Linked DNA regions of Homo sapiens: region 1 is linked to region 2. A link is an interaction called in ENCODE POLR2A ChIA-PET data of the cell type or tissue named here. Cell type or tissue: Panc1. All regions are shown on one strand. Links, peaks and the distances in the headings refer to the core of each region. The heading gives the core; the rest is flanking DNA. Region 1 overlaps CSGALNACT2 (chondroitin sulfate N-acetylgalactosaminyltransferase 2). Region 2 overlaps HNRNPF (heterogeneous nuclear ribonucleoprotein F).

What was found. Peaks named below come from ENCODE experiments on the same cell type or tissue, not always from the same donor. Only the 100,000 strongest peaks of a DNase experiment are listed, where the experiment ranks them.
Region 1: POLR2A ChIA-PET joins it to region 2 with 11 read pairs; 7 of 35 experiments call an interaction of 5 or more read pairs at or near these places.

The regions. Positions count from the first base shown.
Region 1 is chr10:43,156,069-43,172,543 of GRCh38, forward strand. CSGALNACT2 (chondroitin sulfate N-acetylgalactosaminyltransferase 2) reads left to right here. Exons shown (of 8, transcript NM_018590.5): 3 at 2,647-2,863; 4 at 4,426-4,527; 5 at 7,798-7,976; 6 at 10,936-11,030. Among named protein-coding and RNA genes, the nearest start is that of CSGALNACT2, 26 kb to the left of the region's middle. RefSeq lists an enhancer at 3,713-4,912. In Panc1, for the core only: no CTCF peak of the experiment used is centred there; no DNase peak of the experiment used is centred there.
Region 2 is chr10:43,388,744-43,405,218 of GRCh38, forward strand. HNRNPF (heterogeneous nuclear ribonucleoprotein F) reads right to left here. Exons shown (of 4, transcript NM_001098204.2): 2 at 7,713-7,847; 3 at 5,887-5,945. Among named protein-coding and RNA genes, the nearest start is that of HNRNPF, 12 kb to the right of the region's middle. RefSeq lists enhancers at 6,594-7,481, 7,654-7,923, 9,258-10,143, 10,682-10,821, 12,873-13,392 and a silencer at 8,044-8,503. In Panc1, for the core only: no CTCF peak of the experiment used is centred there; a DNase peak (open chromatin) is centred at 8,628; H3K4me3 peaks cover 5,388 bases; H3K27ac peaks cover 6,915 bases.

The sequences.
Region 1 (16,475 bases), core at 4,124-12,123, 230 kb before region 2:
ATAGAATAAAACAGCTCTTGTTGCATGTGTATGATTTATATTCCTCACTTACCTGATCTTGGTGTTCTTTTTTATGTTTTTAAAAAATGTGTAAACTAAAACTCAAAACTTGAAAACCATTTGATAAAGGAAAGAAAAAATTAGTAGACTCTTAGCTATTTTTCGTATTGGAGGAAGGAGAAGCTCATGTCTGAACAAGGGGTTATACATAGTTTAAAAAGCACATTTGGCATTTGGAAAAGTAAGGAAATACCTGTTTTCCTAATACATATTTCAGAAAGGGTATGGAATTTTTATGTATCAAGATGGGATGTGACTCAGAGGTTGAAGAACACTGCTATAAAATTTAAGATATTGATTGATATTAACAGTAATAATTCTAGATCCCTACCCATCTCCTTTACACTCACTGCTAGACATTTAATTGCTGACTTAAACCATTTTAAAAATAAATGTTTCTTGAAAGTTCTCTTTGCTTGATTCTATAAACTGTGTTATCACAGTGGTCCCCAGCCTTTTTGGCACCAGGGACTGGTTTCATGGGTGACAATTTTTCCATGGGATGGTGAGGATGGTTTTGGGATGAAACTGTTCCACCTCAGATCATCTGGCATTAGTTAGATTCTCATAAAGAGCGTGCAGTGTAGATTCCTTGCATGTGCAGTTCACAACAGAGTTTGCTCTACTTTGAGAATCCAGTGCAGCCACTGATCCGACAGGAGGCGGAGCTCAGGCGGTAATGCTTGCCAGGCTCCCATCACTCACCTCTTGCTGTGCCGCCTAGTTCCCAACAAACAGGCCACGGACCAGTAGCGGTCTGTGGCCTGGGGGTTAGGGACCCCTCGTATAGCACATGTAGACTTTTTGACTCCAAATCATCATGGCCATCACTTGCTGCACTGTAGCATTATTATAATACACTGAGGCCCTTGGAGGCCATCAGGGAGGGCATTATGCTTTGCAGTGGCATTGCAGCTGCCTTTCCTTGTGGCCTCCTCTTTTTTCTGCTGTCACTTCCTGCCATTTTTGATGGATTATTTTTCTCAAAACTCTTCTGATTTTTCTGCAAGCTCAGCTTTTTGTCTTCTCACTGTATGTTTGTAGCTTATGGCAGAATTGGAAGCTGCGGAGGAAATAAGATAACTAAGTAACATGTGTAAAATGTCCTCACATCAGCTCTACCTAAAAAGAAAGGGAGCTGTGCCAGTTTTATATTCTGCAGCTCCTGCTTTTGTCTTATAACTCTCCTTGGATTCTGATACTTCAGGATTTTTCTCTAAATGGAACATATTCTGTTCCTCACTTTTCCTCTACTGTGCCACTGTCTGCCCACTGCAGGGAGAATAATTACTAATAATTAGTAATGACAACTAATTCCTATCCCTCTTCTAAACTTTAGCTCAGATATCACTTCTTCTGAGAAGTCATCTGCAACCTCAGGTCTAAGACAGCAGTACTTCTGTGTGCTCTTGTCACCTGTACATTCATACTGCTTGTCACAGTATGTGGCATTGCCCATTTCCTGGTTTGTGCTTCCTACTAAAGTGTAAGCCTCAGGAGGGTTGGGACCAAGTCTATTTTATTCACCATTTTATACCCAGATATTTACTGAGTGACTCACACATCTGTAGGTCTAACCTTCTTCTCTCTCCTGAGCGCCATACTTAAAAATCAGATTGCCACTGGGCGCAGTGGCTCACTCCTGTAATCCCAGCACTTTGGGAGGCCGAGGTGGGCAGATTATGAGGTCAAGAGATCAAGACCATCCTGGCCAACATAGTGAAACCCCGTCTCTACTAAAAATACAAAAATTAGCTGGGCGTGGTGACACACGCCTGTAGTCCCAGCTACTTGGGAGGCTGAGGCAGAAGAATTGCTTGAACCCGGGAGATGGAGGTTGCAGTGAGCCAAGATTGCACCACTGCACTCCAGCCTGGTGACAGAGTGAGACTCCGTCTAAAAAAAAAAAAAAAAAAAAAAATCAGATTGCCTCGTAGATGCGCATGCTTTTCTCTCAAAGGCATCTCAAATCACTGTGTTTAAATCTGTACCAATTTTTCTTTGACTTCACTCTAGTCAGTGATTTTATATGTATGTATGTATACACACATATATATATACAGATATATATATATATCACATAGCACTATATTGTTATTATTTGTCTATTTTTCTGTCTCCTTCACTAGACTGGCCCTGTCCTCAAAATTGAGACCATGTGGCACTCTTTGTATCACATAACTGACACGAAGGCACTCGATTTCTTTTAGTTGACCTAAACCAATAGAAATTTTGGCTCTTGGGTCTAGATTTTAATATTGCTAGAAGTAATTTCTTTATTTATCATGATTACCATATTGATAGGCTCTAGTATTTTTAAAAAGTCGTATGTAAAAAGGAACAATTGTCATTTGTAGTATATTTTATAGATTGAATAAAATAACAGAACAGTGAACTTTTTTTTTAACCTTTTCTTTTAAGCGAGTAATTGTTACTGTGCAGTGGGGATAAGTATTTTCACAAATAGGTAAAAATCCTGCAGGTCTAGTTTAATACCCTTTATGTTTAAGTGAGTAAAATCTGTCTTCCCATTGAATTTGTAAACTTTGACATGGAGACGTCTTTGTTCCTAACTCTTTCCTTTAGGTTATTATCGCACTGAGAGAGATAAGGGCACACAGTATGAACTCTTTTTTAAGAAAGCAGACCTTACGGAATATAGACATGTGACCCTCTTCCGCCCTTTTGGACCTCTCATGAAAGTGAAGAGTGAGATGATTGACATCACTAGATCAATTATTAATATCATTGTGCCACTTGCTGAAAGAACTGAAGCATTTGTACAATTTATGCAGAACTTCAGGTAACTGTCAGGGCTTAATGATTAAGCTACATTCTCCTAAAAAAAATCACGTTTTACTCAGATTTCCTTAATTTATCTTCACCGATTATAATTACTTAGAATAATTTTACAGGCTTTAGGGGAACTTTATTTTTTTATATTCTCTCTTTTTTTAAAGCATGTGTAGTATATTGTGTTATAGACAATTTGAACTATGAAATAAATTAAGAGTGACACCTATTAGAAACTAAATTTGATGGCCTTGATAATTGTTTTGAATTCATTTTAAGACAAGTTGAATTTTTAAAAAATCAACTTTACTAAGGAATAATTTACATGCAGTAAAATCCACATATTTTAAGGATATAGGTATCATGACTCTTTTTTTATTTTTATTTTTTTTTTTGAGACAGGGTCTCACTCTATCACCCAGGCTAGAATGCAGTGGAGTGAGCACAGTTCACTGCAGCCTCAACCTCCTGGGCTCAAGTGATCCTCCTGCCTCAACCTCCCAAGTAGCTGGGACCACAGGTGCATGCCATCTTTTTTATTCTTTGTAGAGAGAAGGTCTTGCCATGTTGTCCAGGCTGGAATTTAATGTCTTTTGACAAACGTATACACTCACGAACCACCACCCCAATTAAGATACAGAATACTTGTGTCTCACAAGAAAATCCCCTTGAGAATGATTTGAGTTTTTTAATTGAAATACATTTAGACATACAAACATTAAACTAAAAATTGGAGAAAGTTATTTCAGCTTGCAAAGCAGAGAATTTGTAAAGTTTTTTTATGTTATCAAATTTGTATATTTTAAAATGCTGAAGTGTTAAATAATTATCTACACATTATGAAAACTATTTGTGGAAAATGCTTTTTGATTTAACAGTTTCCATGTTTCTAATACTTTAATATTTTTAATGTTTTAGATACTTTGATATACTGGTTTAATGCTTTGTGATCCTAGTCTTTATTCTCATATTGAAATTGTTGGATTTAAAAGGTTAATTAAAACTGGTCTGCAGCTGAATGTCTGGCAGTCATACTTCCAAGTGAGATTTACTGTTCCAAATAGCTCACTTGAGATCCGATTTCCTAAAGCATTTTTTTATTGCCTTTCTTGGAATTACTTTCAAAGGCCACATTATTATTTACAGTAAGTAATCTCAGTCATGGCAAATATTTATTCCTTAATGATAGTTACAATTTTTGGAATTAGCCAGTCTGAAGACAAAATAACTCTTAATCCAAAAGGTCAGTATTTATTTATGTGGTTCTGAACCAGTTGAGTTTATTTCCTTGAATAGCTTGTGATTTGCTTCTGAAAGCAATCCAAAAGCAAAAGTTCAAAAAATGTTTTGAAATAATGGCAGCAATGTCAGACTGCTTCCATGGCCCTCCAAGGGGTGCACTCATTCAGGCATAGACCTTGTGCCTTCCATAATTCATCAGTATTGCCACATTTATGTTTACTACTGTGTCAGTAATGCCTCATTTTCTTGTTAAAGCTTCATGTGGTTGCTTTCTTAATGAATAGTGCCTCATGTTTTCTTGAATAAACTTTTATTTTTCACTTCTGTTAGGGATGTTTGTATTCATCAAGACAAGAAGATTCATCTCACAGTGGTGTATTTTGGTAAAGAAGGACTGTCTAAAGTCAAGTCTATCCTAGAATCTGTCACCAGGTTGGTGAACCACATCTGCAGTGAAGGCCTTGATATATAACATTGCTAAAAGAGAATTTCAGATATGTAATGAGTTAATAATTTTTAGTAACTATTATTTAAAAATTGGCTGAGCATGTGGGCGGTGGTGGTGATGATAAGTTCCTCATTTCACATGCAACCCTACATGACTCAACTTCCCTTCACTGCTTAGCAAGCAGCCTGGCATGATGCTTTCTCTGTGGCCCACTCACCTTCTGTGTATTTGCTGCTGCTTTCCTTTTTTTAAAATCTAATTCCTTCACTTTGACATAATCATCTTCTGAATTTGTCTCTTTTTTGTCACCTTTCTTTCCTTCCATTTCCTCAGGCTCCTTCTTCTCCCCCTGCTAACAATGTTGAGGTCTCCCATATCCTTAAGAAACTCCCACTCAACTCTGAAGTGCCCAGCCACTACTGTTATGTTTCTGTCCTTTCACAGCTCAACATCACGAGACAGTAGTTCATAGCTAAGCAAGTCATATAGTACCTGGCACATAGTAGATGCTCAGAGGTTTGAATGGATGAATTAGTAATCCCTTAGTACTTAATTATTAATTCTTTAGCCTCTCAGCCTTTTTCTTTCTAAATCATGGGCCCAAAGATAACGACTTAACTGCCAAATTCTTTTCTGTTATTCTTTTTCATTGCTTTTTTACCTTTGACAACCTAACCAGTATTTCTGTCTTAAAATGTTCTTCTTGTGTTTGTAAAATGTAACTATTTTGTAAATGTAAGTATGATGTAATGTAAACTATTAGGTTGATTATCATCTCTAACCACACCAGCTCTATATCCTTTACTTGCTTCTTTACCTTTCTGCCAGTTGTGGCCATTTGCCAAGAGCCCAGATTTGATCAGCCATTCTTCTCAAATCATTCAACTCACATTCATTGAGTCCTGCCTACTGTGTTCCAGGTACACTGCTTGGGAGTTTGACTGGGGTAGTTGGAAGAAGAGTGGGCGTAGATGAGTGAATCTGAGTCCCTGACCTGCAGGGATTCTCAGAGCCTTGATGTATATAGACACAATTCACTGTCTTCCCCTTCCCTACACCAGCTCCTCCTCCTGATGGCCCTCTTTCAGTTCAGAGTAAAACCATTTTCACCATCTGGGCATGACTTCTGAGAGCCACAGTCTTTTACTTATTCTTTGCCTCCAGTTACCTCTAATTAGTTAGTTCCTACTTAATTCACAGGACCTCTTCTCTATCTCTTCCTTGCTACTGCCACCACCCTAACCCTGGTTCCCCCTCCCTCCATTTCTTCCCTTCCTGTCCCTCCTTAGTGTTTTTAGATCACCTACTAAGTGCCACAAGCTCACACTGGTAATACTGAAGTATTGTCAAGACACTTCTGTGGCAAATGGTGTAAACCTACCTTGAGCTTGCTTGAGGAAAATAGGAGCAGTATTGAAGAATCTCGGATACCTCCCAGAAATAAAGGGATTGTTACAACCAAATTTGGGGAAGAAAATCAAAACAACTCTTGTTTCTCAGGGATTGGAACCAGAGACTTGAATACCATCAAAATTCTCGTCTCCTTGTCTGTTTTTCTCTGCATGTTGACTTCATTCTCCTGTTGCAGATTGGCTTCTTCCACATGGTGAGGGATATGACTGTTGGCGGCTCTGGGCTCACATCTTCTCAGCTTTGCCATCAGAGAGGAAAGAGCTTTCTCCCAGCTCCAGTTGAGAAAATCCCAGGGAAGGACATTTTGCCCACTCTTGAGCCAATCACTATGGCCAGGTTGGGTGGGGGTATTGGGACTGGCCCAGCTTAAGCCTGGTCTCCACCCCTAGGAAATTACTGTGGTTGGGGTGGGCAGAGAGTGAGGGGTATTCTGTGATCAGTGCCTCCACTTGATGCTGAGTATGTGGGGTGGCAATGGGCAGTTTTCCCCCAACAGAGGAGAGATTTATATTCCTTAAGACGGGGAGAAGAGTCCTAGGCATTCAGAGCACTTGGAGTCCACTCCATGCACTATTTGAGCCTTTGTTCCATCTCTCCATTACCCATTCTGTACTGTTGTAAGTGTAATCCTCCTAAAATGTTACTTTTTTGATTAGGCTGCACCCTAGTGCAGTGAGTGATTCTCCAGCTTCAGTGCCAGAGTCACCAGGAGGACTTGTGAAAATGTAGAGGCTTCTCTCCAGCCCTAGCATCTGATTCAGTGGGTCTGGCTGTAGTCTGAGAGTTTGCTTCTCTAACATGTTAACACAGGAAGCTGATGCTGTGGGTTTGGGGGCCTCACTGTGAGAACCACTGCCCTAGCAGAAAAGTCCTGCTGATTCTCTTTGCCTTTAGGATACTGACCAATTTCTTTAACCTTGCATGGGAGGTACTCTTCACTCTGACCCTTCTCTCATTGTTCCCATTTTAAGATTCCGTTGACCCTTATCTCACTGTTCCCATTTTAGGGTCCTTTTCTACCAATCTGATTTGTCTGATCCCTTTTCTCTAAAATGCTTTCTACATTCTTACCTCTTTGCCTTTGAGAATAATTATTTTGAATGACCTTTACACTCACCACTGAATTCAACATTTTAACCAAGGCATAACTCACGTTCCACTTCTAACATCTTCTCTAACTACTCCAGACATGAGCGATGTATTTTTCAGAACTGCTGTTCATTCATTCATTCAGCAAATATTTATTGAACTCCTACTCTATCAGGGGACACTGCATCCATAGTAATGAACAAAACAAAATCCCTGCTCCCACAGAGTGGGAGAGACACTGGAACAAATATGTCTAGCAATATGAAGGAAAACAGCTGAGGAAGAGGATGGAGATGAAGGAGTGGGAGGTGGCAGCTGCTTCTCAAGTAGTATTAGGGAGGATCCCTCTGATAAGGCGACATGTGTGCAAAGACCTAACGGATGCAAGAGGAGAGTGATCTTTGTGTGTGTTATCCATTTAGAATGCATTATTAACAGACATTACAGCTATTTTTCCATTTGTGTATTTTTCAACTCCCCAAAAGGTGTTTAAGATTCCAAAGGTCAGTGGCCACTTTAACACTTTTGGAGCCTCATACCACCAACATGTGCCTCAAATTGGGCATTTGGTGAATATCTCTCCCTGATGATAATCATACACATGAAGCTGGGATTTTCTTTCCCTTTGTGAATGTAGAACCAATATAATCAAATATTTGAAGTGTAAAACATATTTTGTAAGCTGTGTTGAAGGAAGAAAATTGGTAACTTTAAGTGGGACTTATCATTTGTTGTGTGTGCTTTCCTCATAGTGAGTCTAATTTTCACAATTACACCTTGGTCTCATTGAATGAAGAATTTAATCGTGGACGAGGACTAAATGTGGGTGCCCGAGCTTGGGACAAGGGAGAGGTCTTGATGTTTTTCTGTGATGTTGATATCTATTTCTCAGCCGAATTCCTTAACAGCTGCCGGTTAAATGCTGAGCCAGGTGCGTAAAATGTTGGTAGATGAGCTGACTATAGAATTTAGAACGTTGTCAGCATGTCCTATAGTTTGAATCAAGTGATTTTGAGGGAGAAGTTTTAGTTAAACCCCAGTATTTTTTTAAGTTATATTAGGCATAATTTAACTGGAATACTAAATAGGAAATTGAAAATTTGACCCTTTGAAATTCATATCCTTTGTTCTCTTGGGTCCAACTTCCAGTGACTACATTTGAAGCCAAATATGGAAATGCAGAGGAACAGGGTATCTACAAATTGATGAGGTGGGAGCAGTGCAGGTCAGAAAAAGAGCTAAGCAGATGGTATGGAGATGTGTGTGAGAGTCTGAAGCACTCAGCTTTGGGCATATAGCGTCCACACATGCAAAAATACCCCCATGCATGTGTGCACACACACTCACATGGAAGTCTAGATGCAGATAGTGCTTGGTCTCCAGACTGTGCATTTTGGGATGATTTACTATACTTTGCTTTAAGTTGTAGATATTTTTTGAAAATTAATGAGATAGCCAGGTGCAGGGGCTCACGCCTATAATCTCAGTACTTCGGGAGGCTTAGGCGGGTGGATCATGAGGTCAAGAGATTGAGACCATCCTGGCCAACATGGTGAAATCCCGTCTCTACTAAAAATACAAAAATTAGCTGGGCATGGTGGCGTACGCCTGTAGTCCTAGCTACTCGGGTGGCTGAGGCAGAAGAATTGCTTGAACCTGGGAGGCAAAGGTTGCAGTAAGCCAAGATCATGCCACTGCACTCCAGCCTGGTGACAGAGTGAGACTCCATCTCAAAAAAAAAAAAAAAAATTAATGAGAAGATGACATTTTTTGAAATCAAATTTTAAATGCTTTTTAGTTCATTTAAAAGAATTAAAAGTATTAAAGAGGCTGGGGGTGGTGGCTCATGCCTGTAATCCCAGCACTTTGGGAGGCCGAGGCGGGCGGATCACGAGGTCAAGAGATGGAGACCATCCTGGCTAACACAGTGAAACCCCGTCTCTACTAAAAATACAAAAAAAATTATCCGGTCGTGGTGGTGGGTGCCTGTAGTCCTAGCTCCTCAGGAGACTGAGGCAGGAGAATGGCGTGAGCCCAGGAGGCGGAGCTTGCAGTGAGCTGAGATTGCGCCACTGCACTGCAGCCTGGGCGACAGGGCGACATTCTGTCTCAAAAAAAAAAAGTATTAAAGAATCTCAACAGGATGAGTAAGTTGAGGAAATCTGTTATACAAACATGGTGACTATAGTTAATAACAATGTATTGTATACTTACAAATTGCTAAGCCAGTAGTAGCATTAAAAAATGTTCTTACCACCAAAAAAAAAAAAGGTTAATTATGTGAGGTGATGATATATGTTTATTAGCTTGATTTAGTCATTTCGTAGTGTATGAATGTAGCAAAACATAATGTTGTACACCATTTTTATTAGTCAATTAGAAAAACATTGGGGTGGGGGGGTGCTGCTGAGCACAGTAGCTCACACCTTAATCCCAGCACCTTGGGAGTCTGAGACAGGAGGAGCACTTGAGTGCAGGAGTTCAAGACCAGCCTGGGCAACATAGTGAGTCCTAGTCTTTAAAAATAAAATTTTTGGCCAGGCATGGTGGCTGAATGCTTTTTAGCTCATTTAAAAGAATTAAAAGTATTAAAGAGGCTGGGCGTGGTGGTTCATGCCTGTAATCCCAGCACTTTGGGAGGCCGAGGCAGGCGGATCACCTCAGTCGGGAGTTCGATACCAGCCTGGCCAACATGGTGAAACCCCATCTCTACTAAAAATTAGCCAGGCGTGGTGGCTTGTTCCTGTAATCCCAGCTACTTGCGAGGCTGAGGCAGAAGAATTGCTTGAACCTGGGAGACGGAGGTTGCAATGAGCTGAGATCGCCAGCCTGGGTGACAGAGCAAGACTCCGTCTTAAAAAATAAAAATAAAAATGTTTTAAAGAATCTAATAGCAAATGGGGTTTTTTTAATGTAGAACTATTCATATGCAAATGATTGCCTTCTTATTAATTAGGTTAGAGATAGTTTTCAGGAACTCTTTGAGAACCTAATGAATAAATGAAGGTTAGGTTTATTTTACAGCATGAAATGCAAAATGTGAAAGTTGAAGGAGACGTATTTGCTTAGTTTAAAAGAAATATTTTATATCCAGAAATAGATTTGCCTCTGGAAAATTGAACTCCCCATCCCTAAATGTATTTGAACAAAGGTAGAATGAGCATCTGCTAGGGATCTTGTAATAAAAAGGTTGCCATGTTACTCCCACACTTCCTGACAATCACTGAACACTTCATGTGATCATATCTGATTGAAGCCAGCCATAGCAAGGGTTGCGTCTCCTGAGGGAAGATGGGCTAGTTAGCCTTTATGGTCCTTTTAGATCAGTCAGTTTGAATGCTGATGACAAGGTCTTCTCCAAGGGCTATTATATCAAGTAATTTTAACCCTTGTCTTCCCGACTTTTCCAGATTTTGGTTCAGATTTATTCTATATTTTCATTATTCTCTGCATATCTATTCATTGTACAGTATTCTTTGAATTTACTCTTTCTAATGATTCATTTTTGACAGGTGGATTTAACAGACGTTTCTAAGTTTCATAGTGATTATCAGAGGTTAATCTACGTTTATTACTACTGATTAGATGAAACAATGAGTAATAAATGACTCACGTAATGAATACACATCTCCCCAAAGTCAAAGGGAATAAACGTGAAGCACCCTTTAGTTTGTTTTTTCCTCTGTTCTTTTGCAAGGTTATAGTTAACCTACTGATATGTTACAAAATCATCATATTCATCAAATTAACATGATGTTCTGTAGCCTGAATATTAAAAAATAGATAAAATCATGTATAATAAGACTTTGATAAAACTTAATAGATATTGCAATAAAGAACAGTTCTTCATAACTTCTTTTTATGTTACAAACCTATATTTTAATTTGTAGGTAAGAAGGTGTTTTACCCTGTGGTGTTCAGTCTTTACAATCCTGCCATTGTTTATGCCAACCAGGAAGTGCCACCACCTGTGGAGCAGCAGCTGGTGAGACTTTCACATTTTCAGTTATGAAAGACTCTAAAGATCTTTTCTAGATGTTTGTTGTGTAAGTAGAAAACAAAGTTTCAATAAAAAACTGTATTTCCATGAGCAAAGTGTTAAAGAAAAACTATAGTTATTGTAAGCACATTTCCATAGTTCCTCTTTATACCCCCAATAAGATGCTTTTCACATTTATTGCTTCAGAATTAAGTGTAGGGGGAGCAGAGTTTAGGTCATAAAGGAAAACCTCATGTCCCAGAATGTGGAAATTGTACAGTCATTTCTACCAGCTTATTTTTACTAATACTAAAAATTTGATTTTAAAAACCCTACTAACTAGAAATTAAATCTACTCTGCTAAATAAGAGGGAATAGTATACTCTGGTAAATTACCTGGAAAGTCATAGAATATAAATGCCATATATCAAAACTTACAGTTATTGCCAAAGCTAATTTTATGTAAGTTTTTTAAAATTTTTAAATAAACATTATTTTATAATAATTTAGATTTAGAGAAGTTGCAAAGATAGTACAAAGAGTTCCATACTTCACCCAGTTTCCTCTAATGCTAACATCTTATGTAACCATGGTACATTTGTCAAAGTGAAGAAATTAATATTGGTAAGTTACTGCTAAGTACACTAGGATTACACCAGTTTTTCTACTAATGTCCTTTTTCTGTTTCAGAATCGAGTCGAGAATACCAAATTGCTTTTAACATAATCTTTTATTATTAATACTAAGAAAAAGTAGAAATGATTAAGAAGTCACTTTAAGATGTTTAAAAAAATGAAAAATAACTTCAAGGAAAGTAATAAAGGCAGAAGTTAATAAAACAAAAATAGATTGAGAAATATAGAAGCTTATGTTTATGTACAAAAAATTTAATCATAAAGTAGACAGATTTCAGGTAAAAAGGAAAACATTGGAAATTAGAATATGAAAACATTGAGATAAATCAATTTTATAGGGTAAGTTTTCTAAATTATAAATAAATGAAAGATTTGAGAATTTATAAAATATGAACACAGGCTAAGTTCATGTTAGTATTTTATGAATAAAAGAGGTGCAAGTGGGCCGGGCATGGTGGCTCACGCCTGTAATCCCAGCACTTTGGGAGGTCAAGACGGGTGGATCACAAGGTCAGGAGTTCGAGACCAGCATGGCCAATATGGTGAAACCCCGTCTGTATTAAAAATAAAAAAATTAGCCAGGCGTGGTGGCACGAGCCTGTAGTCCCACCTACTCAGGAGGCTGAGGCAAAAGAATCACTTGAACCTGGGAGGCGGAGGTTGCAATGAGCCAATATCACGCCACTGCACTCCAGCCTGGGTGACAGAGTGAGACTCCATCTCAAAAAAACAAAACAAAAAAAAGGTGGAAGCTCTGAAGAAATTAAGAGCCATTTAAAAAACAGTTATCAAAAAGTTACCCTGTAGGTATATAAATACAATGTTTTAATTTATAAGCTTTTCCAGACTCTCAAAGAGCAGGTAATATTAGCACCATATGATGTACTTAACATATTTTATGAGGCCACCATTATCTTCATATCAACACTTGGCATAGTACACACAGACACACACACACACACACACACACACACACACACACGCCTCTACCTTATCTATAGGCCAGTATTATGAATATAAATACAAATAGGTTCAAAATGGCAAACTGAGCACCCACGTCTGCCATATCTGACGGTGAATTATTCTGAAGAAAAGGGTACATTAGTACTGGAAAATGAGAGAAGGTGTTAGCAGCCGTAAGTCTTGAGAACTTTCTGTAAGACGATAGCAGTTAGCGTAAGATTTCTGGAGGAGAGAACAGACTAGAATGTGTTCAAGAGAACAGTGAGTGAAGATGGGGCTGCTTTGCATCCTCTGAGCTCATAGCAGACAGAATGGAGGGAGCCTGGAATAAACATGCTTCTCTAGGTGTGCTGAGAAGCAGGCATCACAGGGATTGACCCTCAGTCTAAGGCAGTGCATGTGGTCCCTGGAGCTGGAGAGGCTGGTCGGGGTGGCTAGGGAGCCCCTAGACTACAAAAGTGAACTACTGTTAGCGCATTCCCCCTGAGACCCTGTTCTAATCTCCTTGACTGTGACTGGAGATAGGCCATTGTAATCAAAGCTAACAGCCATGGACTTCTGAACAATACTTGAAACAAAAGTGAGTAGCAATTAACCAAGACTAACCAAACATTTGAGGAAAAACAATACTATGAAAGAGGCACCAAGTGTTAATACACAGAAAAATTAACACATGAGTATATGAATACAGATAGAAAGTAATTTTAAAATATATCTTTGAGGAGATTAGAGAAAATGTTAAATTCATAAAACAGGATTTGTTGCTTTAAAAAATCAGAACTTGGAAATTGTGAAAATATTTTTAAAATCAGTAAATGGTCTGAATAGCAGAATGGTTACAGTTGAATCAAATTTGTAAACTGGAAGACAACCCAACTGGACACGTAAAGTTCACGAGATAACATGAGAGAAAAATTAAGACAAGGAAGATCAAGCCAGAAGCTCCCAAATTATTAATAGGAGTTCAGAAAAGAGAGAATATTGAGTGGAGGAAATGGAAGAAAGTTTCCAGAGCTAAGCAGAAACAAATCTTCTGGTGTTTGGAGAACAACAGTAAAAGGACAATTCTAATAGCTTCCAGAGACACTAAAAATAGCAAAACCCAGTTTGTTCACAAAGGAGTGACAATCAGATTGGCATTCGTCTTCTTTTTGAAAACACTGGTGTTAGAAAACAATAAAGCAATACTATGAAAATTCTGAAGAAAAGTAACTTTGATTCTAGAATTCATATTCAACCTACTATTTTAGGACAAAATAGACATTTTTGAGCTTTCAAGGACTCAGAATTTATTTCTCAACAGACCTTTGTAATCGAGTCCAGCAAAATGATAAATGTATACATTGAGAGAGGAGGACCTGAGAGTAAATAGTGGTGAACAACCAAAAAAATTAAGTCTAAACATTTGTTGATGTAATAGTGTAAATAGTTATGTTGACATAATAAAAAGGCAATTAATACCAATTTGGGATTAAGATGTCAGCGGGTTATGTACATGGTATACTTATGTGTATTACCTAGCTGTCAGCTGAGAGGGCCTAGAACCAGTGACACCCTAACAGTAACAAGTACACTCAGCTTCCAAATCTTAGTTTCTAATACTATTCTCCAATCAAACGAGCCAGAGGTCCACGGAGAAATGGTTGATTCCAGGGCAGGGGCAAAAAATATACAAGAAGACCCTGGAGCATCTTACAGTGCCAGAAAGTAAGAAAGCACTCAATAAAAAGATAGGGGGAATATGTCGAAGGGGCACAGGAGCCAACAGAAAGAGCTCCCAGTGCCCAAGCTGGAACAACCTGAGCAATGAAATAAATAACTTAAACCTGGATTATAACCCAAAGCATCAAGTAAATAGCCATGAGTCTATACTGATACAAATGAGTGAGTGAATGAGCAGATAAATATTGAGTGACTAGACTAGATAGGAAAGAAAAGTTAAGTCTTCCTTACAGAATTCCAAATAACTTATGTAGATACTCCCTCTTCCAGTAGGTGGAACTAGGGGACTCACTTTCAAAGAACATAGTATGGAAAGAAAAAACAAACTTTTCACGGGAGAAACCCAGCAGACACCTTAACCAAGGGATACCATGTACCCATGACATGACATAATGAGAAGGACACTTTAGCTCACAGTCCTCTTCCAAAAACGTAGATAACTTCCCCAGGAAAGTCACAGGGAAAGCTGCAGCAAGCCCACATTGAGGAGCATTGTACAAAATACCTGACCATTCTTCCTCAAAACTGTCAGGGTCACCAAAAACAAGACTGAGAAACCATCATAGCCAAGAGGAGACTAAGGAGACATGACAACCAAATGCAATGTGGTGCCCTGGACTAGGTCCTAGAATAGAAAAAAAAGACAGTAAAGGGAAAGCTGGTGAAATCCAAATGAAATCTGGAGTTGAGTTAAATAGTAATATAGCAATGATGGTTCCTTAGTTTTGACAAATGTACCACAACAATGTAAGATGATAACATTAGGGGAAGCTAAAACTGGATGAGGGGTATACAGGAACTCTCTTTACTGTTTTGCAACTTCTTTGTAAATCTAAAATTATTCCAAAATAAAAGGTTGTATATTAAAATTAATTAAAACAAAAAGAGGCAAATAAAGTCAACATAGAAGCGTGAAGGGAATGTAAAAGCATGCTAATACTCTTTTTTTTTTTTTTTGAGATGGAGTTTCGCTCTTGTTGCCCAGCCTGGAGTGCAGTGGCATGATCTTGGCTCACTGGAAACTCCACCTTCCCGTTTCAAGCGATTCTCCTGCCTCAGCCTCCCAAGTAGCTGGGATTACAGGCACACACCACCACGCCCAGCTAATTTTTGTATTTTTAGTAGAGATGGGGTTTCACCATGTTGGCCAGACTGGTCTCGAACTCCTGACCTTGTGATCTGCTGGCCTCAGCCTCCCAAAGTGTTGGGATTATAGGCATGAGCCACCGCACCCGGCCAAAGCATGCTAATATTCTTGCCTGGTTTGGAGGGTTGTAGGGGAAGAATGATTTGAATGCTGATTCATTCTAGGTGTTGCATAGCAACTTAAGTTTAAGCACTTCAAGTTCTAGTTTCACCACTTGTAACCTTTGCAAGTTGCTTAACTTTTCTAAGCTTCAGTCTCCTCACTTAAAAGACAAAAACTTGTTTTCCTTGATGTTTAAAGCTATATTAGAAGTAAATAAGAAGGAAAAAAATGGGTAAGACAGTTGATAATTCACATATTTAAATAGTCAGCCTTACTAGGAATAATTTAGAACAGCAGTATAATGCTTTGTTTCTGCTGTTAGGTCACTGCTTTTAAAAAGCAAAGCCATGTGAGCAAGACTGGGGGATGGGAGCTCCTCCGTCGCTTCTGTTGGGGATTCAGGCCAGTTCTCTGAGTCGAGTTCTAAACAGATTCATCCCTCTGATCCAGTAATTTCCACCCCCAACAGTCTTTCCTGGGGAAGTAATCGAGCTACATGATGGTAATATGCATAAATTGATAACATTAAAAGCAAGCAAAACTCTAATAATAAAAGGATAAATTGAATTATGGTACATTCTCTGGTGAATATTGCATATCAAGGAAAATGTGAAAAATGTAAATACAGCCGTGTAAATGAAGAGGAAAATGTAAAGCTAAAAAGCGGGAAATAGCGTATCTATATTTTAGGTAACATTTAAATGATGATAATAGCTAATATTTTTATGAACCCCTTACTATGTGCAGGGTACTTGTTCTGTTTTGCCTACACATTAATTCATTTAATCCTCCTAACAACCTCTGAGGTATGTAGTATTACTGCCCCATTTTTCACAGCTGTGCTGCAGTCGAGTGCCTGTCCAAGTACACACTGGCCTGAGT
Region 2 (16,475 bases), core at 4,750-12,749:
TCCCACCAGGGTGGTACATGGCACCTGAAGTCCAAACTCAGAGTAAGGCCAACCACACACTGGAAGGCAGTCTTCTGAGAAAGAGGAGCAGCTGACCTAGACAGCAGGGTCTATAACATAGTCACAAGCAAGAAAAACACTGCAGTATCATGGGGCCAAAGACGTATTTTTATATGAACACTGTCAAGGGTGACGCTCAAAAAGAGCATAGGAGTATATGGAATTTTTTTTTTTTTTTTTTTTTTTGAGACAAGAGTCTCACTGTCGCCCAGGCTGGAGTGCAGTGGTGCTGTCTCGGCTCACTGCAACCTCCGCCTCCTGGGTTCACGAAATTCTCCTGTCTCAGCCTCCTGAGTAGCTGGGATTACATGCACCAGCCGCCACGCACGGCTAATTTTTTATACTTTTAGGAGATACGGGATTTCACCATGTTGGCGAGGTTGGTCTTGAACTCCTGACCTCAGGTGATCCGCCCACCTCAGCTGCCCAAAGTGCTGGAATTACTGGCGTGAGCCACCATGCACAGCTGGAAATCGAATGTTTCAAAGTGTCATTTTACATCAAGCATAATAGATATAGCTGGTGGCCTTTTCAAGAAATATGGGCTCATCATGTGGGGAAAAAAGCTCCATAAGAAAACCCCACAATTTAAAAAACAGACAAAAAGTAAAGGTAAGTGTAATTTAAGAAAAGGAAAAGCAAATTCATACTAAATAAATGCTCAACTGCACTAGCTTCAGGGAAAATTAGTAATTTTAAAGTTTGATGTAGCCATTGCAGATAATGACATATTATCATACAGTGCTTCATCATTTCAAATTGACAACGTCTAAAAGGATAATTGTGTAAATCTTTCAAATTTACCTGTGTCTACACCAGATTATAAAGATAACAAGATGTGTCTCCTCTCCCAATAACAAGCATAATGGCACAAATGAAACAGAACAGTATGTGATATCCTGAACACATCACCAAGACCAAACACTCGGCATTTACTCACGAACTGTGATTTGGAATGCAAGGGCTTTCAAAGTATACAGCCTAACTAAAAGATGTCACCCTTGCTAATGAGAGTGGAACATGGAAGCCTCTGGGAAGAGAGTCAAGGGGAGCCTAACCTGGATTGCTCATTGCCCACCTCAAATTATTGACTATGTACATAAACTCCATCAACTTTTATAAAATAATCCTGAACGGCAAATGATTGGGCATAAATAATCCTATCCCCAATTCTCAAACTGTGCTTTGGGTCTGCAACAAACCCTGGGGTTTAGCCTCCACCTTAGAAAGTAATGGTCTCCGCCTCCCCAGGGCCTTATCTAAATCCCCTGCATATGGCCACTGCAACATGCTGATCTGGCAGAGCAAGGTCACAGCAGATTCTTCCTCTCCTGTCCACGGAGGGAATTCTGTGCTAACAGTTCAGAAGCTCCTCCTTGGAGAGTCAGGGCAAGTTTGTATTGTGTCTCTTGGGATAATGGGTCTGGGACAGCTCAATTACAGGTGGGGGCTTCTTATGCAATTCCATTCCCAACACTGGGTCAGGCTAGGCACCGCCTGTCCTTTTGTCTTTGACCATACCCTGGTCTTGCTCCTCACTCATGAAAAGTATCTGAAGGCCTCCCTCGAGTTCTGTTCCTAGCCTTAGGTCCAGCCATCGTTCCGGGTAGGGGAGATGAAGCCATAATCCACTAACCATTTTCTCCTGGACTCCTACCTCCAATGATTTCACCATTCCCTGCAGGAAACCCCACCTAATCACATCCTACTCCCTCCACCACAACTGCTATCCCCCTCCTTTGTAGAGACCTTGGCTTCCTTATCCACACAGCCTCTTTCTCTCCTCATTCTTCATAATCCAGCTTAGAGCAAGTATCATTTTACATTCCTTCCTCACAATACATGGAATTCATTCAATGAACTTCTTAACTGTACGCGCCCAGTAAAACCAGAGCTCTGGAAGATTCCAAACAAATATCTGACTACTCCATGGATGTACTGAGTGGCTCAGCTGCACACAGCCAGGCGAAACGGTGCCTCTAAGCTACAATTTCTCAGCCTCAGGACTACTGACATTTTGGACCAGACAGTTCTTTGTGTTGTGGAGGCAGGCCCAGGCACTGTAGGATGTTTAGCTGCATCCCTGGTCTCTGCCCACTAGATGCCAGTAGCACCCTCCACCTCCAGTTCTGACAACCGAATGTCTCCAGACATTCCCAAATGTTCTCTGGTGGCTAATGCTGCCCCCAAGTTGTGAAATACTGTAGAAATCAGGGTGAGGCCAGGCACAGTGGCTCCCACCTATAATCCTAGCACTTTGGGAGGCCGAGGTGGGTGGGACCACTTGAGATCATGAGTTCCAATAGACAAAACCTCTGTCTCGACTAAAAATACAAAAAACTAGCCGGGCGTGATGGTGGGCACCTGTAGTCCCAGCTACTTGGGAGGCTGAGGCAGGAGCATCGCTTGAACCTGGGAGGCAGAGGTTGCAGTAAGCCAAGATCGCACCACTGCACTCCAGCCTGGGCGACAGTGCAAGACTCTGTCTCAAAAAAAAAAAAAAAATTACCTGGACGTGGTGGTGGGCGCCTGTAGTCCCAGCCACTACGGAGGCTGAGGCAAGAGAATCACCTGAACCCAGGAAGCGGAGTTTTCAGTGAGTGGAGATCGCACCATTGTACTCCAGCCCGGGTGACGGAGCGAGACTAACTCCAAAAAAAAACCCACCACACAAGAAAAAAAAAAGAAAATCAGAGTGAACAGCCATAGAGTAAGCGGGCCCTCAATATCGCCCACTGTCCTACCCCAGCACCCTGCTTGTCCAAAGCCCTTCAGATGTCTGGGGCAGCCTTACAGACTCTCACCTCCTCTCCAGCTGGTTGACATTACTCTTGGAAGTGGACTTTGTGAAGTCAAGTCAGAGTCCAGGAGTTTGTAAGCACGTAGTGGGCCCCTTACAGCGGACATCGTGAACAACAGCTCTGCTCTGGGTCCAACCTCACATACCCCGGAGCCATGCTTTCTTCTTTTTTTCCTTTTCCCCTTTCTCCACTGAGCCCTGTCTACTTGGTAATTAAACATGCTCAGTTCTACCCAATCATGTCATACCTCCCCTGTGCCAACTTTGCCTCTAGCTACTTGTTGATTTGTTCAGCAAAATCTTGTCAAAAGGCCTCTACTGTCACTTCCACTCCCCTCCATTAAAACTGCATGATCAAGGCCACGTGTGGTGGCTCACCGCCTGTAATCCCAGCACTTTAGGAGGTCAAGGAGGGTGGATAACCGGAGCCAGGAGTTCAAGACCAGCCTGACCAACATGGTGAAATCCCGCCTCTACCAAAAATACAAAAATTAGCCGAGCATAGTGGTGGACACCTAGGTTGAGCGCAGTGGCTCACGCCTGTAATCCCAGCACTTTGGGTGGCCAAGGCAGGCAGATCATTTGAGGTCAGGAGTTCCAGACCAGCCTAGCCAACATAGTGAAACCCTGTCTCTACTAAAAATACAGAAAAATTGGCCGGGCACAGTGCCTCACACCTGTAATCCCAGCACTTTGGGAGGCTGAGGCAGGTGGATCATGAGGTCAGGAGATCGAGACCATCCTGGCTAACATGGTGAAACCCCGTCTCTACTAAAAATACAAAAATTAGCCAGGCGTCGTGGCGGGCGCCAGTAATCCCAGCTACTCCAGACGCTGGGACAGGAGAATCGCTTGGACCTGGAAGGCAGAGGTTGCAGTGAGCTGAGATCGTGCCACTGCACTCCAGCCTAGGCGACAGAGACTCGTCTCAAAAACAAAAACAAACAAAAAAACTGCATGATCCTACTATACAGATCTCCATGGCAAGAAAAAGAGCAAATGTTTTTATCTTCATCTTACTTAACCATTCTTTCCTGGAAATCCTCTCCCTTTCACTCCTGTTGGCAATTACTGTTGGTTTTCCAGTTAATTCCTTAGACAGTCTCTGAGTCCTTCCTTAACCATTAACTGTAGGGAATCAGGCTTGGGCCCAAGTCCTCTTCTCAGTGGACTCACCTGCTCCCAGGGTCTCCATAATCATCTCCAGGGTCAGGAGATACACAAACCCCCAGTCTTCGGCTCCCTGAAGCCTAGACGGGTAGACACAACTCCACTCCACAGGTTCTCCTCTGTGCCACAACTAAACCTCACATTCTCTCTTCTGTCACACTCCAATAGCAACATGACTGCCCCTACCTGCACCCAGAGGCTCTAGAAGGAAACTGGAGTAATCCTTGACCTTCTCCCAAGCCCTCAAATCCAATCAACTCAACTCCCTTGGGTGATCCCATTCTCCACAGTATCCTCATCCCTAAATCCTATTCAACTCTTCCATTTCCTCAGCAATAAAGGTGCCTCACAGCTCTACCCTGTTCCTAACACGTTGAATGGCAGCCTATGAACTCAGTAATTCTTTTCTTTGTAATGGGAGTTATCAAATTGTCATTTTCTTTCTGTACCTCATATTGTTATTTCTCCTATTCTAATTCCTGTATGTACAAACAGCCAATTCCAGATTACCGATATATCTTTTAAATAAGTCCAAGCATAGGCCGGGCGCAGTGGCTCATGCCTGTAATCCTAGCACTTTGGGAGGCTGAGGCGGGCAGGTCACCTGAAGTCAGGAGTTCAAGACCAGCCTGACCAACATGGAGAAACTCCGTTTCTACTAAAAATACAAAATTAGCCAGGCGTGGTGGCGCATGCCTATAATCCCAGCTACTCAGGAAGGCTGAGGCAGGAGAATCGCTTGAACCTGGGAGGCAGAGGTTGCGGTGAGCCAATGTCGCGTCACTGCACTCCAGCCTAGGCAACAGGAGCAAAACTCCATCTCAAAAAAAAAAAAAAGTTTTCCAAGCACAGTGGCTAGGCCTTACTGCAATCCCATCTACGGCTCACGTGTACTTTTAAAACTCATTACTGTCCTGCATCCAAGTCCTCAGTGGTTTCCCACTGACCTCAGAACAAGGACCACAGGCCCAATGGGGTCCCTCAGGCCTTGCAACTTTTGCCTGCAACACTCTTCTACCTAAGCTCACATCACTTCCTTTTTTCTCCTGGAATGTGGCAAGCTCTCTGCCCCTTCAGGGATGTGACGCACATAGTTGACACTCATGGTTAATTCTCTCCCCAAATATACTCTGTTCAACCTTCTGTCTACCTAAATCCCACTAATCCTTAAGGTCTAAGCTCAAATACACCACCTTTCTCAAAGGTCTTCTCATTATCCAAATTAAGTCTCATGCTCTACACTAACCACAGCACTCTTGTGTTGTTAAAGGGGTCTTAAACCCACAATAGGAGCCTACTGGGGAGAAACTTGTGCCTGTTTTGTTGGCCACCATGACCCCATCCTCAGCACAGACTTGACCCAGCTGGTCCAAGATTAGCCAGGATTAACTGTTGCCCATGTGTAGGGGGGTCAACACCTTCCTCAAGAAGGCAGTGGCCTGGCTAGGCTGAAAAAGACATACAAGCAGCATAAAAAATAAAAACATTTCATAGAAGAATTACTTAAAATGCCTAATCTTTTACATGTCATAAGTGTTTTGCATCAGGAAATGTTTCAGAAGCAAAATTACTTCCTCTCTGAAGGCAAGGCGAAGAGACCATTCCTTTCCAAAACACATGTGTACACTTAAAACACTTACTGCTTATTTTTACTCCAGAATTGGTTTTCTGTTCCATTTCTCAGAAGTCCTAAGGCTTTTCATTAACTAAAACTCAAGCTGAAAAGAGCCCTGTGGTGTCCTGCTCAAGGTTAATGTTAGGGACAAAACTTTTTTCACTCCAGGCTGCTAAACAAATTTGAGTATAACAAATATAAATACTGCAGCTGAAAAGGGGCTCTTCTTAAAATAGCTTACCTTAAAAACAACCACGGATGCCTTCAGTGGGAGACACTTCTGGATGGTAATGAAATGTCCTAAAAAAAAAACAGAGCGATATTGGCTGTGTGGTCTCAGATCCTAGGCACTGGCTCTGGGATCAGAACTCCAGGTAAGGACAGAAACAGCTGGGAAGCCCTTTATATAGCCCGTGGGTTTAAATTAAATCTCACACCCCATCCACCTAACAGCATTTTGGAAGTATTATCTTTTCACAGGGCAATACAGAGCACAACAAAAGGGAAACGCCTTATTGATCTTGATGAGATTTACTCTTGATGAGATTCTCCTGCCTCAGTACCTGGTATTACAGGCGTGCACCACCCCACCCAGCGAATTTTTGTATTTTTAGTAGAAATGGGATTTCAATATGTTGGCCAGGCTGGTCCCAAACTCCTGACCTCAGGTGATCCGCCCGCCTCTGCCCAATTCTAAGTTTGTACACTGAGGACCCTAAGTGCTGGGAGGAAATTTAAATATCGGGGGCAGGGCACTTGGGAGGGAGATGGGTGGGGGAGAAGTGACAACCACAGGGGACTTGACCTTAAGACCCCTCTTTCACTGGGATAGCATGGGCAAGGAGCAAGGGTGCTTGCTAGAAATTGTTCAGTCTGATTTATAGGAACCCCTCTGTAAGCAGTGTGGAGACACATCCAAAAGACACTTTCAGTTTTATTGGGTAACTTCTTTGAAATATGCTTCACTAGAACATACATCATAATCACTAGATCACCAACATCCCAGTAAAAACGCTGCCCCAAAGGACTAGGACACGGGCTGAGGGCTATGGAATTCTGAGAACTAAGCTGCTTGAGTTTTGGAAATGTGGAATTAGTAAAACCAGCTAATTATGCTGAACCTGTTGTCTTAACATGAAGATAATCAAATCTGCCTTGTCTTGCAAACTTCCAGTGATTATTACTTAAGACACTATTGGGGGGGTGTACAAATGGAAAGCATTACATTTATTAGGAAACCTATTCAGGGGTGAAACAGTTTCAAGTACTCTGGAATCAGGTTTTCAAAAGGCTTCAACAATCCGACTTGTTCAAGGATCTAAAGGGTGGAACCCAGTCATCTTAATGATCTGATCCACTTATGCCCTTGTTTATCCCTGCGTGATCCACAGACCAACACCCTGAGGCGTCTCTGGGGACATGCACAAGCTGGCAACCAGACCCACGTACACCCATTTACCCCAATGGACCAGCCGCTGTAAGCCTGTAGACCACGGCCACTGCGCACCGCCAACGCACGCAGAGGAAGAGTCTGGTCTCCCCGTCCGCAGCGCCAAGAAAGCGCTGGGGGCGGGGAGGGCTGCTCAGCTCCCCCAGGTGACTGGACCCGGAGGTTTTCAGATCGAGCTTGCACGGGGGCCACCTAGATAATTAAAACACCAACCCTAAAACAGATCTGGGTGGGGGCTAAGAATCTGCATTTCCAAAAAGCGCTCCCGAACGAGCTCTTCGCAGTGATACAGGTTGGACGGGATTAACGCTTGCCTTCAGGCAGAGCCAATCAAGATAAATAGGGCGCGCCGGAGTCCTACCAGTTCGGCTATCTGCAGAGTAAACAGGGCCGTTCAAGCACCACCCACCTCGTTTTCTTTTGTTCAGGACAGGACTCGAGGAAGGATCCTGGCCTCCCCTCCTAGACACACTCCCGTGCCCCCGGGAAACCGGGCAGCACTCTCGCCAGGAGGCTGGGAGCGCGTCTGGCCGCGCCGCCCCCATTACTCACTTAGTTCCACTCTCAAACCAAAGTCCACCCGGCCGGGCCCGCGGACTTTCATGCTCTAGACTTACCACGGAGGCGAGCAGGACTGGTTTCTGTTGCTACCAGGCAAGCGCGGCTGGCAGCCAAGAGCCCCGAAATTCCACCGAAGCTCAACCACGCAGAGGGCTCCGGGGAAACTCCAGGTGCATGTTTTTGTTCTCAACCTGCAACAGAAATCCAAGTGGTGGTGGGGTCCCTTCCGCAAGGTGGGAGGCCCGGGCGCGCGGTAAACGTGTTTTGGCGGGAAGCAGCGCCGAGGCCCCGAGACAAGGTGACGGCGACGTTCCCGCGGCCTGCTCACGGCACTCCAGCAGCCTCGGACCGCCCGGCCCGGCAGGAAGGTCGGCCCCAGGGCCTGCGCGGGCTCGGGCGGGAGCTTCCGGGCGGGGGGCGGAGCGAGCGGCGCAGCGGGGAGAGTGGGGGCAGGGACGGGAGGGTTCCCGGAGGGAAGGGCGCCTCGCGGGAGGGGGAGGGGAGGGGAGGGGAGGGGAGGGGGCCCCTGGCGGGCTTCCGGGGCCCTGAGGGCGAGAGCGAGGGCGACGGCAAGGTGGGGTGGGGGCTGCTCCCCGGCCCGCCAAGCTAGCGCTGCCTAGGCGGGAGCTCGGGGACCCGCGGGCCGAGCGCGGCTGAAGGGAGGGAAGGGAAGAGGCGCTCGTAGGTCTGCGTCCGTCTCCGAGCGACCGGGGCGGCGGAAAGGGACCTGGGGGGGGCGGCCGGGACTGGAGTGGCGGGGCCGGGGCGCCCGCGCGGCGGCTCACCACGCCAGGGACTGGCCCGTCGGCCCCGAGGAGGCGCGGGGTCCGGAGTCCGGGAAGCGGAGGCCTCGTGATCCAAGACCGGCAGCCGGACGTGGGTCACGGGGTGCAGAGGAGGAAGTGCCATTGCCGGGCCCGCCAAGATGTCACCAATGGGAAACGCGTGCCTGCAGGTGCGGCCCCGTGGCCCGCGCGCTGGGCCCAGGCAGGAAGTGGGGGAAGGAGAGAGTCAGGGCGGCGGGAAGACATTTCTCCGAGTTCTCCCGAAGGGAGCCAGGCGCGAGCGCGACCTGGGGAAAGTCCAGAGTGCCAGCCACGGGGAAGGGCGGGCAGTGCAGAGTGGAAGAGAAGCCAGCAAGTTAGACACAGCCCCTCTCTGGGAGGCCGCCTCTAAAATGGAACTAGCGGACGTACCTTGGTTTGTACATTTGACCATGGACACACGTAAAGATTTTGAAAAAAAATCTTTGAAAAAAAATTTTTTTAACGCAATTCCTAAACTTTTAACTAACGCAATTTTGTGGACCTCTGAATCTTAATTCAAATGAACTGGAGAACAACTATAAAGCAATTTCGATAATATGATCAGTGACATTTTATATTGCAGAATTGTAAATTTTGTTGTCATTATACTGTAATTTTATTTCTTTAAAAGACCCTTTTTAGAGCCACAAATATTTGCAGATGATACCTGATTTCTTGAATGTTTCAGATTACGTGGAAAGTGGAAATATACATGAAACAAGATGTGCTATGAACTAGTAATTTTTATTAAAGCTCCTGATGTATACATAGAGTTTCATTACACTTGTTTCTACTTTTGTGTATGTTTGACTGTTTTGTTTGTTTGGTTGGTTTTTTTTGAGACACAGTTTTCACTCTGTCACCCAGGCTGGAGTGCAGTGGCATGATCTTGGCTCACTGCAACCTCTGCCTCCTGGGTTAAGGCGATTCTCCTGCCTCAGCCTCCCGAGTAGCTGGGACTATAGGCCCATGCCACTATACCCAGCTAGTTTTTGTTTTTAGTAGAGATGTGGTTTCACCGTGTTGGCTAGGCTGGTCTCGATATCTTGACCTCGTGATCCCCCTGCCTCGGCCTCCCAAAGTACTGGGATTATAGGTGCGAGCCCCATGCCCGGCCTGTTTGGAGTTTGTTGTTGTTGTTTTTTTTTTTTTTTGAGAGACAGTCTTGCTCTGTTGCCCGGGCTGGAGTGCAATGGCACGATCTCGGCTCACTGCAACCTCCCCTCCCAGGTTCAAGCGATTCTCCTGGCCTCAACCTCCTGAGTAGCTGGGATTATAGGCGTGCGCTACCACACCCTGGCTAATTTTTGTATTTTTAGTAGAGACAGGGTTTCACCATGTTGGTCAGGCTGGTCTCAACTCCTGACCTTGTGATCCACCCACTTCAGCCTCTCAAAGTGCTGGGATTACAGGTGTGAGCCACCGCGCCCGGCCTGTTTTACGTTTTTAACAGAATTATTATTATTTTGAGACAGGGTCTGGCTCAGCTGCCCAGGCTGGAATGCAGTGGCACGATCATGGCAATGCAGCCTCAACCTCCCAGGCTCAAGCAAGCCTCCAACCTCAGCCTCCTGAGTAGCTGGGACCACTGGCATGCAACCACACCCGGCTAATACAACTGTTTGTAAAACTGAGAGAAAGCAAGTCTTTAGAATGCACTTACTAAATAACACGAATTACAGGGAACAGTAACATACTGCATATAGTGATGTAGACTGTGGGAAACTACAAGGACAAATGAGCCAGTCCTACCTCAGAATAGTTCCAGCCAGATAAAAGAACCCACAGAATTATGGTTATGTTATAAAATAAAGCAATTAAGTTTTAGAAATCCATCTTGAAATATTTGTGATGGCTTGGATTTGTTTGAAGTTGTCCACAAAGTAGTAGGTGGGGAGATGGAGAATAACTGTCCATGATTAGTAACTGTTGAATCTGTGTGACAGGCACATTAGCCTCAACCTCCTGGGCTCAAATGATCCTCCCACCTTTAGCCTCCCCAACGTAGCTGGGACCACAGGTGCATGCCACCAAGCCGGGCTAATTTTTTTTTTAATTTTTTAGTAGAGGCAAGGTCTCTCTATGATGCCCAGACTGGTCTGTAACTCCTGGGCTCAACTGATCCACCTTGGCCTCCCAAAGTGCTAGGATTATAGGTATAAGCCACTGTGCCTGGCCCAAGGCAAGTTTTAATTATTGATCAGTCACCATAGGGTTCCTGCCTGTGAGGGAACAATGTGTGCAGAAGACTTGAGCCAGGGGTTGTATTGTGCAACTGCAGCTAGGTCTGAGATCAATGGTAGGAGATGACATAGCCTTAAAGGCCTGGTTTGGTGTTCAAAGGCCAGTGGGAAGGCATTTAATGGAATGTGGTGTGAAAGGAGTTTTGCTTTTTAACACAACAGTCTAGATGCTATCTGGAAAATGAATGGTGGGAAGAGATACATGGAGACAAGATGGGAAGGAATGAAACAAGTCTAGGAAGACTGGTGGGAGAAGAATGTGAAAGAATGTGTAATGTAGAGAAAAATGACTGAGTCTGGAGACTGACTGACTCACCAAGAAATACTACGCACCTAAAAGATACAGGAACTGTAGTGGTAAAGAGACACAGTTCCTGCCTTGGTGGGTCCAGTAACAGTGGAGTAGGAAATCAAGAAATGTACAAATATATGATGACAAATTTTAGAATGAACGAAAAACAGAAAATAGGCATTAGCTCAGATTGGGGTTCTGAGGAAGTGACATTTAAACAGACAGGAGCATGGGTGAGTGGGAACACTGAGTGATGAATTTCATGTAGAAAGAAGGGAAATTCTTTTTTCCTTGATAAATAGCTGAGGTTTAAAGTAGAAGCTGGCCAGGAGCAGTGGCTCAAGCCTGTAACTCCAGCACTTTGGGAGGCCGAGGTGGGAGGATCACTTGAGCCCAAGAGAGTTCGAGACCAGCCTGCGCAGTATAGTGAGACTCCCATCTCTATATAGGAAAAAGATAAAAACTGAGGGAAAAAAAAGAAGTTAAAAGCCCATTATTCTTTTTTCCTTCTGTACATTATCTCCCCTCTGGACACTTGTTCAAATTATTTATATTTTTTACCAAAGCCCTTTACTGGGATACATTTTGGTGCTGGATGCTTTGTATTCATATTCTTATTTCGTGGTGAATCCTTTAGATTGAAGAAATTTTAGGACACAGCTTCTGCTGCTCGTGTCTGTTCACCACATGAGAAGCACAAGATGCATCTTGGGGGCAAAAATTCCCCATCATGGTATATAGTATGTGAGCAGATCATAGACCATATTTGTTATGGATGTTTTCCTTTTCTGTTGGAAATATTGAAAATTGGGTTTAATGGCCTCAAAAGTATCTTCCAACCCAGCAATTTTATAAAATTCCTATTCAGTCACTCTTAAGTACTTCCTGCTGTCATGAACTCAAGAATTATGATACAAGACACTAATTCCATTTAAAAAAATGCACCAACGCACACATTTGTACTTAACTTTTCAGGGGCACATGTATCTGAAGTGTGAGAATTCTAACCCAATTCACACAACGTGCCAAATTCAATACACAGAGCTATCCTAAAAGCTATTAAGGACTGAGAAGTGGCCAGGCACAGTGGCTCATGCCTGTAATCCCAGCACTTTGGGAGGCCGAGGCGGGTGGATCACGAGGTCAGGAGGGCTAATACGGTGAAACCTCGTCTCTACTAAAAATACAAAAATTAGCCAAACGTGGTGGCAGGCACCTGTAGTCCCAGCTACTCAGGAGGCTGAGGCAGGAGAATGGTGTGAACCCGGGAGGCGGAACTTGCAGGGAGCCCAGATCGCACCACTGCACTCCAGCCTGGGCGATAGAGCGAGACTCCGTCTCAAAAAAAAAAAAGACTGAGAAGCTGCAGATGGAGCATATATTAACATTTTAAATGTTTACTCCATTATTACTACATTTATATCCACCAAAGGGGATCTGTCCTGATCTGCATGCAACAGGAAAGCTGTTTTCCATTACCATCTATCAGGTCCTTTCACTTACTTGCTGTAGCTAAGTCTGGGGGGATAACACACTGCTTCCCTCAGCGTTCATTTCTCAAAAGCTGTGTTACTAAAAAGCATCAAGAGTAGTATAATGTAATGTTAGATAAATTTTATCTATACTGTTTGTACTGAAATTAATATAAGGGACAAATTCTGACCGATCATAAAACAAGCAACCATTGCTGTTTGATATTGACTGCATTTTGCAAATGCCCAAGAATCATGATATCTAAGGTAAATGTTCCTTAAAACGTTAATAAAAAGCAAAACTGCTACTAGACTTCTGTTCCTAAAAATAAAATCTGTTCTTAACTGAGGGCAAATATCATTATTTGGATTAGCTGGAGTAACTGGAAATAATATCCAAAGAAATGGGTGTGTATAGATTCCGCTAAACAAAAATACAATTGATAGGAAGATCAATTTTGTTTTTCCCAGACCACCTCCTGTACCTCTCTCCCTTGAGCAAGCAGCCCCTAAATAGGTGCATAGTCAAACCCTGGAGCTGGAGAGAAAGGAGGCCTGTGGGGTATCCTCAGCCCCCTGAGGAAGGTACATTCCTTGGGATGGGAATTCTTCCTGAAGCCTCCATGGAAACATGACACCTTAGTCAGGTTCCAAGCAGCAGGCCCTGAGCTGAGACTGCTGGCCCTGAGCTGTGCTGCCCAGGGGACCACTGCATTCTGCCTTGGGGGAATTGTGCAGAACAGAGAGATGGAAGGAGGAAAGGAACATGACAATTTACAGAAGAGGGGCTCCGGCACCCAGAAATAACATACCACACCTCAGGTTTCAGGGAACAAGAAGTGCTAGACAAAAACCATAATGATTTTAACAGGAAAAAAAGAGCAACTTCAGATACCACTCCATTACAAAACTTAAAAAAAAAAACTTTCTGGAACTAAAACTGAGTTTTAAATTTAAAAGTTAGTAATGAATTCAAAGAAAGGAAAACGAAGTAGAATAAACATCAAAACAGAAACAATGGGGGAGAAGATAAGAGATTTGGAGGACATACTTTTTCCAAAGCAGTTTCCTCTATACTTTAGGAGTTTTACCAACACACGCCTGTGCTGTGTCTTTTCAAAATATCCTAATGGGAACTACAGGGATCTTAAGCCAGGAAAATTCACTTCTAATCCTTTATCGCTTCTCTTGCTGCCTCCATCTGTGTCTTTTTCTCCTTCTGGAATTCCTACTATTCACATTATTTCTCCTGCCTGAAAAGAAACCAACCCTATCAACACCCTCATCTTAAGACTTCTAGCCTCCATAACCGTGAGAAAATTTGTTACTAGTCTGTATTACTTTGCATGGCAGCCCTAGCATACTAATACAACGTGTTACCAAACCAGACAAAAACATCACAAGAAAACTAACTTCTGAATTCTATGTACTTTAAGAGGATCGTATATGGTATCTAACACCAACTTAAATTAGAAAAGATATGTATTTGTCATAAACATCATAATTCTATTAGATGGCACTATTCTAATCAAATAACTTATGATGGATTTATCGGGATATAACAGTAAGTAAGAGTATCTGTATTTGTATTAGGTGAAGCATTTTGTCTAACAGGAGGCATACCGTTAGGATAAATCTAATAGGAGTCTTAATCTGTCATGCCTTTTCTTAATTATGATGGCTTTTTTTTTTTAAACGGGGTCTTGCTTTCTTGCTCAGGGTGGTATGCAGTACTGCAATCACAACTCACTGCATCCTCTATGTCTTTACAAGTGTTCGCTATCATACCTGGCTAATTAAAAATTCTGTTTTTGAAAAGATAGGGTCTTGCCATCTTGCCCAGGCTTATCTTGAACTCCTGAGCTCAAACCATCATTCCACTCTCGGTTCACTGCAACCTCCACCTCCTGAGTTCAAGCAATTCTCCTGCCTCAGCCTGGGATTACAGATGCACACCACCACACCTGGCAAATTTTTGTATTTTTAGTAGAGATGGGGTTTCGCCACATTGGCCAGGCTGGTCTTGGACTCCTGGCCTCAAGCAATCCGCCTGCCTTGGCCCTGCTGGGATTAAAGGTGTGAACCACCCCGCCCAGCCTGTGTCATTTTCAAGAGATCTTTTTCCTAGCCCCAGCCCATATAGTTATCTGAACTTACAAAGCGTTGATGTTCTTCTCTAAATTTTTACACTTACATCTACAATGAACTTGGAATTGATTTTTTCATTTCCAAAAGAGTTTTACAATTAATCAAGTATCACAGGCTAATTTCACTCAAGAACTCAGATGCAAAAGTCCAAACCAAGTATCAGTCAACCTAATCCAGCAATATATAAAGCGATATTATGACCAAGTTGGATTTCAGGAATGCAAGTGTAGTTGATCATTTCAAACTCAATCACTGCAATTTCTCATACTGATGTATCAATGGAGACAAAGTATAGAGGTACTTTTTTAATGTTTTATGAGAAATGCTAAGCTGAATTTATGTCAAGGAAGAACTGAGGCCATATATAGTGGCTCACACCTGTAATCCCAGCACTTTGGGAGGCCGAGGTGGGCAGATCACTTGAGCTCAGGAGACCACCCTGGGCGACATGGCAAAACCCCTTCTCTACAAAAAATACAAAAAAAAATAGCTGGGCATGTGGCACACACCTGTAATCCCAGCTACTTGGGGGGATGAGGCAGGATTGCCTGAGCCCAGGAGGTTGAGGCTGCAGTGAGCTCTGTCCACACCAGGGCACTCCAGTGTGGGCATCAAAGTGAAACCCTTTCTCGAAAAAAAAAAATGTGGAGGGCTGGGCGTGGTGGGTGACTCACGCCTGTAATCCCAGCACTTTGGGAGGCCAAGGCAGGTGGATCACTTGAGGTCAGGAGTTTGAGACCAGCCTGGCCAACATGGTGAAACCCCCCACCCCCTGCCACTCCACCATCTCTACTATTAGATGGGCGTGGTGGTGCTGCACACCTGTAATCCCAGCTGCTCACGAGCCTGAGAATCGCCTGAACCCAGGAGGCGGAGGCTGCAGTGAGCCTGGATCCTGCCACTGCACTCCAGCCTGGGTGACAGAGTGAGAATCCGTCTATAAAAAAAAAAAAAAAGGAAAACAAAAACAAAAGTACATCTTAGAGCGATCACATGAAAAAGTATTCCTGCTAATAAATGAAAAGGAATCGATTATTAAAATATCACTAATTTGAAAACCATTTAAGAAAATAATGGATCTACATAATGATCATTAATAGCTGCTGTAACATGACAAAAGAGAAGATACCAACCAATATGTGCCTCCGGTTGGAGCACAGCACCTCAAGTAAGTTTTCTTTCCAAAAACTCTCATCTGAATCAAAACTACCTCCAGACTGGGTGCGGTGGCTCACACCAGTAATCCCAGCACTTTGGGAGGCTGAGGCGGGTGGATCACCTGAGGTCAGGAGGTTGAGACCAGCCTGACCAACAAGTTGATACTCCGTCTCTACTAAAAATACCCCTGTAATCCCAGTTACTCAGGAGGCTGAGGCAAGAGAATTGCTTGAACCCAGGAGGCAGTGAGACAAGATCACACCATTGCACTCCAGCCTGGGCAACAAAACCAAAACTCCGTCTCAAAAACAAAAATAAAACCAAAACCAAAAACTACCTCTAGAGGTAACTATCACTTTACAGGAAATATAAAGAACAGACACTCAAAGACCACCACGGAAAAACAATCAGAAAAATGCGAAGTGTGGGGAAGGAATGCTGCAAGACAGCCCGACAAATATAACGGGGGATGGAGCCTTTTAAGAAAGGGGAACCTCTAGATGATCACTTACACAGCATCCATTCACCACGCTTGAAATGTGTAAGTGTAAAACTCACACTGGATTTTGACAAGTTCACAGGATTTTGTTTTTAATTATTTTAGTCAAGATCATGGAGAAATGAAAAAGTGTTTTAAAATTACATGCAAAATAGTAGTGGATATATATTAGGTTAAATTATTAATACAATGAATCATGTT